2 separate regions of the Homo sapiens genome follow, and region 1 is linked to region 2. A link is an interaction called in ENCODE POLR2A ChIA-PET data of the cell type or tissue named here. Cell type or tissue: GM12878. All regions are shown on one strand.

Region 1 (5,000 bases), 410 kb before region 2:
TTTTTTGTAGAGAGAGGGTCTCCTATGTTGCCCAGGATGATCTTAAACTCCTGGCTTCAAGTAATCCTCCACCTTGGCCTCCCAGAGTGTTGGGATTACAGGTGTGAGCCACAGCATCTAGCCAGATTTTAACAATATAACATGAAATAGAGGTTAAAAAATTTCCTAGAGCATGTCTGATTAATATAACATCCCAAATATGCTAAATGTTGCTGGATCTTCACTCTGAATACAGTAACACACAGTTAGTGTTCTTGTCTGGTAAAATAGGCATAGGGGACTGAGAATGAAAAGAGGCCAAAAAACTAAATAAAACATTACAAGACTGCCCCCTTTGGTGCACAAAAATTACAGCCACTTCCAAAGTTCTGAAAACTGAATAGGAAGTCTTTAACAGTAGAAAACAAAAACAAAAAAACACTCCAAACAAACAAACAAAAACCCTGTAAACCCACCCCAATGTGTAAGATTTCCAACAACTGAAAAATAAGTAACTAGAAATGGCTGTTTTTGACCAAATCTCCTGCTTCCTTACAGGGCAGTAAATTATTAATTGACAAATGGTTCCTATGGCAAAGGTTCTTGGGTACAAGGGAAGAGAAGACTCTAAGAGCTGGGGTTCCTCTAACCACATGGATGGATCTTCCTCATGATGGAAGTAGAACCTGGAGAAAAATGAACATTCAAAAAGACAAGAGAGGAGAGTAGAAGGCATTCTCCACAAGGGATGTATGCAAAGGCAGGAGCAAAACTTGTTAAGAAGTGATAATGATAAAAGTTTTATTGTATGACACTATCATACTAGGATATTTTATTTTATTTTATTTTTTTTTTTTTGGAGACAGAGTCTCACTCTGTTGCCTAGGCTGGAGTGCAATGGCGCGATCTCGGCTCACCACAACCTCCGCCTCCCAGGTTCAAGTGATTCTCCTGCCTCAGCCTCCCAAGTAGCTGGGATTACAGGCAGGTACCACCAAGCCCGGCTAATTTTCTATTTTTAGTAGAGATGGGATTTCTCCACGTTGCTCAGGCTGGTCTCCAACTCCCGACCTCAGGTGATCCGCCCACCTCGGCCTCCCAAAGTGGTGGAATTACAGATGTAAGCCACCGTGCCTGGCCACTAGGATATTTTATAAAATGAATTACATGTATATTGTTTATGTGGGAATGGTTCTTGATTTTTAAATCATTCTCTGAACTAAAAATCCCTTGGATAATCTAATTCATCTTCTGTTTGCTTCTACATTGGAAAAAAATTTTAAATCCTTTTAACTTCTAGACAGAAAAGCAAAGCAATGCTTTTATTACTATTATTTTTTACGAAACTGAGTCACTCTGTCACCCAGGCTGGAGTGCAGTGGCGTGATCTCGGCTCACTGCAACCTCCACCTCCTGGGTTCAAGTGAGTCTCCTGCCTCAGCCTCCCGAGTAGAGTAGCTGGCACTACAGGCGTGCGCCACCACACCCAGCTAATTTTTGTATTTTCAGTAGAGATGGGGTTTCGCCATGTTGGCCTGGCTGGTCTTGAACTCCTGACCTGAGGTGATCCACCCACTCAGCCTCCCAAAGTGCTGGGATTACAGGCATGCGCCACTGTGCCCAGCCTGAAGCAATGCTTTTATAAGAACTATTTCATGTGTGGCCGAAGCAAATGTGTAAATATGATGAGACTGTAAACATAGATGCTACAGAGTTCAATCTTCAGCCGGAAGTAGATCAGGGACAGTTCTCCCTGTGATATAGGTGAGAAAATGGCAGCAGTGGGGGAATGACTTTCCCAAGGGCAGAAGGCTCAACAGGTGTTAGCTTGGCAGTATTAGCCACCAGCCTCTGAAAATCTCTTTGAATTTCTAGCCCTGTTGGTCAGAACCACCTCCATTCCCAACAGAACCCTCATTCTGGTCTCGAACCTGACCTGTTTCTCGCACAAACACAAACAAGCCAACACTTGCCTCGCTGCCTGTAGCATCTTGGAAACCATGCTTTAGATTCAGGTTGGCAAGGATATTGTCCTTCCATTTGAATCCTCTCTTCGATGGGCTTAGTGACCTCTTGGTAAAAATCTTTCTGTGTTCTGAAGTCCCAGGAGACAACAGCAGTGTCCGCAGAGGAGTTGTCCTGTTTCCCAGGACAGCGTTGTTTGGGACAGAACCATGTGCTGGTGTTAAATCATCCAGGCTGGTAGATAATTGTTGCTCTACATTGACAAGTACAGCAGGGTCACTGTTGAAATGGGTTGTGGCATACAGATCTGTGGAGGAAACAGGCTAACAGATGAACCTGCCCTCTGACTGCCTCATGTCTCACTTCTATCCATACCTTGCCTGTAGTCCAAGGGTCATAATAACCACTCCCTAGCATACATCCTCAACTCTCTGACAAAACTCCAACTCTGGTTAAATCTAACCGTCCACATGTTCCAAGCCTACACCAGAGCAGGGGAACATAGCTGGAGAAAAAAACGCATCTGTTCTGACCTTTCTCACTTTAAACTCATGACCACTATTGTAACTGCGCCCTTAGTGGTGCCCAGTTCTTCTGATTTTTTTTTTTTTTTTTTTTTTGAGAGAGTCTCGCTCGATTGCCCAGGGTGGAGTGCAGTGGCACAATCTCGGCTCACTGCAACCTCTGCCTCCTGAGTTCAAGATATTCTCCTGCCCCAGCCTCCCGAGTAGCTGGGTCTACCCACCATGCCCAGCTAATTTTTGTATTTTTAGTAGAGATGGGGTTTCACCATATTGGCCATGCTGGTCTTGAACTCCTGGCCACAAGTGATCTGCTGGCCTTGGCCTCCCAAAGTGCTGGGATTACAGGTGTGAGCCACTGTGCCCGGCATCTCCTAATATAATACTCTGGCCAATTTACTCTTCTATTCTCTGAGACAAATATTTCACATCTCTCTTCAAACTTCCAACACCTTCTCTTCCCTCCTTACACCCAGGTGCCAACCTCCTTTATTTCCCTGAGAGGCAATCAAAGAAAACATCTACATGATCACACCATCAAATCTACCAACTCTCCTGTATCTGTATTAATAAATTCTCTGCCTTCCTTCTTATTACAATAGATGAACTATCTGTGCTTTTATTTAAAACCAGCCTCTCCACTGGTGGACTGGATTCCATTTTCTTGTAACGGTCCCTTTTCTCCCTGGCATCATCAGTTTTCCCTCTACTAGATCACTTCTACCAGGATCTCCTTGACCCCATCCCTTCTCCAGCTAGTTCCATTTCTCTGCTTCCCTTTACTGCAAAACTCCTTGAAGGGGTTGATATGGGTTGGCTGTGTCCCCACCCAAATCTCATCTTGAATTGTAGCTCCCATAATTCCCACATGACATGGGAGGGACCTGGTGGGAAGTAACTGAATTATGGGGGCGGGTCTTTCCCATGCTGTTCTTGGTGATAGTAAGTCTCACGAGATCTGATGGTTTTATAAAGGGGAGTTCCCCTACACAAGCTCTCTTGCCTGCCACCATGTAAGACGTGACTTTGCTCCTCATTCACCTTCCACCATGATTGTGAGGCCTCCCCAGCCATGTGGAACTGTGAGTCAATTAAACCTCTTTCCTTTATAAATTACCCTGTCTTGGGTATGTCTTTATTAGCAGTGTGAGAACAGACTAATACAAGGGTTGTCTATATTCAGTAACTTTACTGCCTTGCTTCCAATTTTTTTCTTGAATTCACCTCAGTGAGGCTTTCATTCTCATGCATCCCCTGAAGCTGTTCATTAATGTCTTCTTCATTGCCAAATACCATAATCACTTCTCAGTCCCAGGCTCCCTCCCTCCCTATCAGGAGAAGCATTTGACCTAGCATTGATCACTCCCTCCTTCTTGAAACACATTCTTCACTTGGCTTCCAGGATATTACTTCCTCTTGGCTTTTTCCCCTCTATCTTACTGGCTGCTGCTTTCTCACTCTCCATGATGGTTTCTCTTTATCTACTTCTAATTGTTGGAGGGCTCAGGACCAGTCCTCAGATCTCTTTTCTATCTATATTCACTCTTTTGGTGAGATTTCATCCAGTCTCAGAGTTTTACTGTCACCCATACACTTATAATCTCCAAATTTATATTTCCAGCCATACCTTCTTCCCTAAACTCTGGACTAGTATGTCCAATTACCAAATTGGCATCTCTGGAAAGTTTTAATAAGGCACCTGAAACTTAAGATGTCCAAAACCCAACTCTTGATATTTATCTTAAAATCTCTACCTCCCATTCTTTTCCATCTTAGTAAATGAAAGCTCTGTTCTTCTAGTTATTCAGACTCAAAACCACAGAATTACCATTGACCCTCTTTCTCCCACACTTTATCCTGGATCCATCAGCAAACCATGGAGTGTCATCTTCAGAACATATTCAGAATCTGACTACTTCTCACCACCTCCACCGCTATCTGTCTAGCCCAAGCCATCATCATCTGTTACGCTGATTCCAATCTCTCCAAAGCATTTTAAAAAAATTTCTACCCTCCTCCCCATAGTCTATTCTCAGCCCAACATTCACAGTAATTCTTAAGTGAGATCACATCACTCCCTTGCTACAAACTCTCCAACTCCTTCTGATCTCACCCAGAAAAAAGTCTGGCATCTTTCTTACTTCATCTATACACTCTACTTTCTTTGCTGAGGCCGCACTGGCCTCCCTGAGGTTCCTTGTACATGAAAAGTATGTTCCAGCCTCAGGACTTTTGCATTTATTCCCACTGTCTAGAAAGTTCTCCTCCCAGACCCACATGGCTTATACTCCCACTTCATTCAAGTCTCTACTTTTATGGTGCCTCATCAGAGAAGCTTTCTGGACCATTCTATCTAAAGCATCGCCTCCTCCTTATCACGCTCTATGCCCTTATATAATTTTTTCACAGCATTTACCATAACCTGACATATATTTGCATGCTAAAATGTTTATCATGTGTCTTACCCCATGAGAATGTAAGCTCTATGAAAGTAGGGACTGTCTTCTTATTATGGTAAAATATACATGGAACTTT
Region 2 (5,000 bases):
GAAAGACAAACCCTCAGGCTGTTCTCAGTACTTACCACACAGCATCTTGGTAACCTTCCCAGCAAGCCGGTGAGCCTGGTCTTAGGTTGACGCCCAACTTCCTCCTCCCTGCCTGCCTGAGAGTCACTACCACTCCACTCCAGGCCAGACCGGGCCTGCCACTAGGGCCTTGTGCCTTGGGGCCAGCCACTTGCCCATTTCTTTGTTTTTATTTTTTGTGTTTGAGACAGGGTCTAGCTCTGTTGACCAAGCTGGAGTGCAGTGGCACGATCTTGGCTCACTGCAACCTCTGACTCCCGAGTTCAAGCGACTCCAGGGCCTCAGCCTCCCAAGTAGCTGGGATTACAGGTGTGCACCACAACGCCTGGCTAATTTTTGTATTTTTAGTAGAGACGGGGTTTCATCATGTTGGCCAGGCTGGTCTCGAACTCCTGACCTCAAGTAATCCATCCACCTGGGGCTCCCAAAGTGCTGGCATTACAGGCATGAGCCATCATGCCCAGCCCTGAATTATTTTTTAAAAAGTAGAGATGGGGTCTCATTATGTTGCCCAGGCTGGTCTCAAACCCCTGGGCTCAAGCAATCCTTTCACCTCAGCCTCCCCAAGTGCTGGGACGACAGGTGTGAGCCATCATGCCCAGCTGGCACCATGTTTCTTGTACGGCCTGCAGAACTGTGGCCTAACTAAACTTCTTTTCTTTGTGAATTACCCAGCTTCCTGTATTCTTTTACAACAACACAAACAGACTAAGACTGGAGGACTGCCTCTCCCAGGCTAGACAATTCCTAGAGATAGGAGGCAGCTCTCTGGGGAGGTGGAATTGGCAGGCATCTCTCTAGGGAGCAAAGGCAAACCAGTCCAGAGCCATACCCAACCACCTCCTTTATACAGCTCTCAGCTCCTGGCTGCCATCCACCAGCCATAATCACCACAGAGCCGGGTACCAGGAAGCTGGCTGGGGACAGCCCCTTTCCCCAGAGCCTGCTGCCAATCGTAAACCTCTTTAGCCTGCCTTGCCTATTCCTTCCCGTGGCAACCGTGTCAAAGGGGCTTGCCCACATTTTCCCCCTGCTCCCTCTGCCTCCTGGCTGATGCCACCTGGTGCTTCCCTCTGTGGCCCTATGTGGCATGGCCTGCTTCCTGTTCACAGGGAACTACGAGCAAACTCCTTCCCTCATGATAGTCATTTGCATATCTGCTTGTCTTACTATACTTCATTAAAACAAATCTCAGGCCCCCTTAAGACATAAAGACAGGCCAGGTGCGGTGGCTCACGCCTGTAATCCCAGCACTTTGGGAGGCCGAGGCAGGTGGGTCACCTGAGGTCAGGAGTTTGAGACCAGCCTGGCCCACATGGTGAAACCCCATCTCTCCTAAAAATACAAAAATTAGCCGGCCATGGTGGCAGGTGCCTGTAATCCCAGCTACTCAGGAGGCTGAGGCAGGAGAATCGCTTGAATCCAGGAGGCGGAGGTTGCAGTGAGCCGAGATCGCGCCATTGCACTCCAGCCTGGGTAACAAGAGCAAAACTCTGTCTCAAACAACAACAACAAAAACAACGAAACAAATACAGCAAGAGCAGAGCGCCTGCCCAGAGAGAATGCACAACCCCTGGTCTGCCTCCAAACAGGACTGTTTCCTGAGCGGTCGGCCCACTGCTCCCTGTCCCTGTCTCACTCTTGACTCCTCCACACCAAGTACCTCTGCAGGCCCAGCAGGTGTGTCTTACCAGTGGCTGTGGCAGGGCATGCCAGGAGCAGACAGACCACCCCGACCAGGACCCCGGACTCCACTCTCACTGCTCTCTCCATTCTCCTTACAACTGGTTCGACAGAAGCTTCAGAAGGTGGAATAAGATCCCTGCCCTTCAGCACCACCGATCTCTAAAGGGCTGTGATATAGAACCTCCAAGGACAGCGCCACCTAGCTGGTGGCCAGCCCCATGCTCAGGCTGAGCCAGAGGCAGGGCTAGATGAGTGCCCTGCAGAGGCCTGGTTGATATGACAGCCCTCCCCGTCCCACTGTTTTCAAATTCCAGCTCTCCTGACTTGGTGATCTCCATGAAATCCTGTGCGTTCATCCCAAGGTGACCACATCACTGACCCTAGGAAGTGGTGGCCAGTGACCCTGGGGTGCCACTCCGAGTGGGCAACCCAGCCTGAGGTGAGGGCTTGATATGGTTTGGATGTTTTGTCCCCTCCAAATCTCATGTTAAAATGTGAAAGAAAATAAAACAGTGATGATAATAGGACCCACCTCATAGCATTGAAGTGAGGGTACATGTTTGCATGTGTGTGTGAGTGTGTGTGTGAAAACATGAGGCTTGGGACTGGGTGTGGTGGCTCATACCTGTAATCCCAGTGCTTTAGGAGGATGGGGCAGGAAGATCGCTTGAGCCCAGGAGTTTGAGACCAGCCTGGGCAACACAGGGAGACACGTCTCTAGAAAAAATAAAAAAAATTAGCCAGGTGTGATGGTGCATGCCTGTGGTCCCAGCTACTTGGGAGGCTGAGGTGAGAGGATCACTTGAGCCCAGGTTGTCGAGACTGCAGTGAGCTGTGATAATGCCACTGCACTCTAGGCTAGGCTATAGAGCAAGACAAAGAAAGAGAGAAAGAGAGAGAGAGAAGAAAGAAAGGAGAGAGAGAAAGAAGGAGAGAGAGAAAGGAGAGAGAGAAAGAAAAAGAGACAGAAAAAGAGAAAGAAACAAAAAGAGAAAAAAGAAAAATAGAGAGAGAAAGAAAGAGAGAGAGGGAGGGAGGGAGGGAGGGGAGGGGAGAGGAGGGGAGGGGCTTGGAACCAGAACTCATGGAAGCCTGAGGAGAGGAGAGTCTGGGAACCAGAACTGATGGAAGCCTGCTCTTGACCGGGGCGGGGATCTGCAGGGCATCTGTCTCTCTGCTGGCTTAGGAGGCTCCCACCCCCAGGGAGGGCAGGACTCACTTCTGGGCCTCAGTGTCAGGAACATGGCTGGCTGGGAGTAGGCGGTGGGAGGATGGATAGATATTTGCTGGCCCAGTGAAAGACAGAGTGAGGGTTGTGCCTAAACACGATGCCAGATCCTCTTCCGGGGCTCCAGCTGGCACCCAGAGCTGAAGAGACAGGCTTTAGGATGAAACTTCCCTTCTGCCAAAAATAACTAGTGCCAGCTGGGCATTGTGGCACAAGTCTGTAGTCCCAGCTACTCAGGCGGCTGAGGCAGGAGGATTGCTTCAGCCCAGGAGCTTGAGGCCAGCTTGGGCAACATAGCAAGACTCTCTCTCTAAAAAAAAATTCATAAAAAACCATTGCAGCTTCCTGAATCTTCCCCGGCAGCCTGGGGTGGGGTCTCCTTTTCAGAGCTGCCTCCAGACTTTGTCCTTCCCTATTCCACCTTCCTCTTCTTGTTGCCATCACAGCCCTGCCACCCCCCAGCCACACCCCCTTGATCATTTGCTGAAGATTTTAGCACCTGGCTCTGGCATGCTTTCCACCTTCAACACTCACATCAAGGCACCTGGATCTCTTCTCCGCCCACAATCTTACCTTCCATCTTCGGGTATAGATGCTGCCAGGAGAGCTCTCCATCTGCTCCCAAGGCCACGTTTCCCAACTCCCTGCAGCTAGGTCTGCCTTCCCTCCTAGCATTGTGGATGGGCCTACCAGGGCCAGGACTAGGGTGAGACAGGCCAGCAAGGCGCCCAGGGCATAAAAGTTAAAGAGTCACTCACCCCCGGGGTCATACCAGTAGAGGGTCGGCACCTGAGAATGAATGCCTTCTAAATTTTACACTTGCTTGTCTTGCTCTAGTCCCAGCTCTGGGACCTACCCATGGACACTAGACCCTGGTCCCCTCCCACGTCCCCAGGGCTGTCTCTTTGGTAGCAGCATCCCTCCCATCAGCTGCAAACACAGCTTCTGTGTAAATGCCACCATCAAAGCCTGCCTTGACCCACTTTGCCCTCTAGCTATTGCTCCATTCTTCTGTTTTTCCCCTTCCTTCCTTCCTTCCTCTTTCTTTCTCTTTCTTTCTTTCTCTCTTTCTTTTTCTTTCTTTTCTTTCTTTCTTTCTTTTTATTTCCTCTCTTTTCTTTGTCTCTCTTTCTTTTCTTTCTCTTTCTTCTTTCTTTCTTTCTTGCTTTCTTTCCCTCCCCCCCACTTCCTTCCTTCCTTCCTCTCTTTCTTTCTTCCTCTTCTTTTTTGTTTTTTTGGAGACAGGGTCTCACTCTGTCACCCAGGGTAGAGTATAGTGGCATGATCTTGGCTCACTGCAGCCTCAATCTCCTGGGTTTAAGTGATCCTCCCACCTTGGCCTCCCAAGTAGCTGCGACTACAGGTGCATGTGTGCCGTCATGCCTGGTTATTTTTTTACTTTTTGTATGTTTTTTGTAGAGATGGGATCTCCCTATGTTGACCAGGCTGGTCTCGAACTCCTGGGCTCAAGAAATCCTCCTCCCTCCACCTCCCAAAGTGCCAGGATTACAGGCGTGAGCCACCATGCCTGGCCCTTCTGTTCTTATTTCTAGGAAAGCTAGTCATCCACCTTTGCTGTCTCCAGTTTCTCTCCTTCCAGTCTCCACCAGAAGTTGCTCTCGACCTCCACCCAACAGCATGGCCTGTTGTTGATTCAATGTCTCCCATCCAACTCACTGTGGCCCCAGCCATCCTCCCAGCCTCCTGCCTTGGTAGATGCTAACTCTGCCCTTAATTCTCATGTCCTAATTAATACCTGGGTTGTGGGTGCTAAGAGGTCCCCAGCTCCTCCCAGCTCAGAGTCCAGTGACAAAGCTCCTTTACATTAACAGGTCAACTTCTTCCAAATCCCTGGGCTGCTGTCCATGACTACTGGGGGGAACATGCCCATGGATTCCACCATTTACTGTGCTATGGTTCAGAGGTCTTGGCATCGATGATGACTGAGGGAATCATAAAAATGTGAAATGAAGGGCAGGCATGGTGGCTCACACCTGTAATCCCAGCACTTTGGGAGGCTGAGGCAGAAGGATCACTTGAGCTCAGG

Evidence for each region. Peaks named below come from ENCODE experiments on the same cell type or tissue, not always from the same donor. Only the 100,000 strongest peaks of a DNase experiment are listed, where the experiment ranks them.
Region 1: POLR2A ChIA-PET joins it to region 2 with 5 read pairs; 3 of 35 experiments call an interaction of 5 or more read pairs at or near these places.

Annotation. Positions count from the first base shown.
Region 1 is chr16:67,368,195-67,373,194 of GRCh38, reverse strand. LRRC36 (leucine rich repeat containing 36) reads right to left here. Exons shown (of 14, transcript NM_018296.6): 9 at 1,953-2,251. Among named protein-coding and RNA genes, the nearest start is that of TPPP3, 23 kb to the left of the region's middle. In GM12878, a CTCF peak has its summit at 337; no DNase peak of the experiment used is centred here.
Region 2 is chr16:66,958,120-66,963,119 of GRCh38, reverse strand. CES3 (carboxylesterase 3) reads right to left here and starts at 1,854. Exons shown (of 13, transcript NM_024922.6): 1 at 1,731-1,854. The coding sequence starts at 1,812. RefSeq lists enhancers at 1,663-1,872, 1,657-2,158, 1,963-2,212. In GM12878, a CTCF peak has its summit at 1,926; DNase peaks (open chromatin) are centred at 1,051 and 1,888.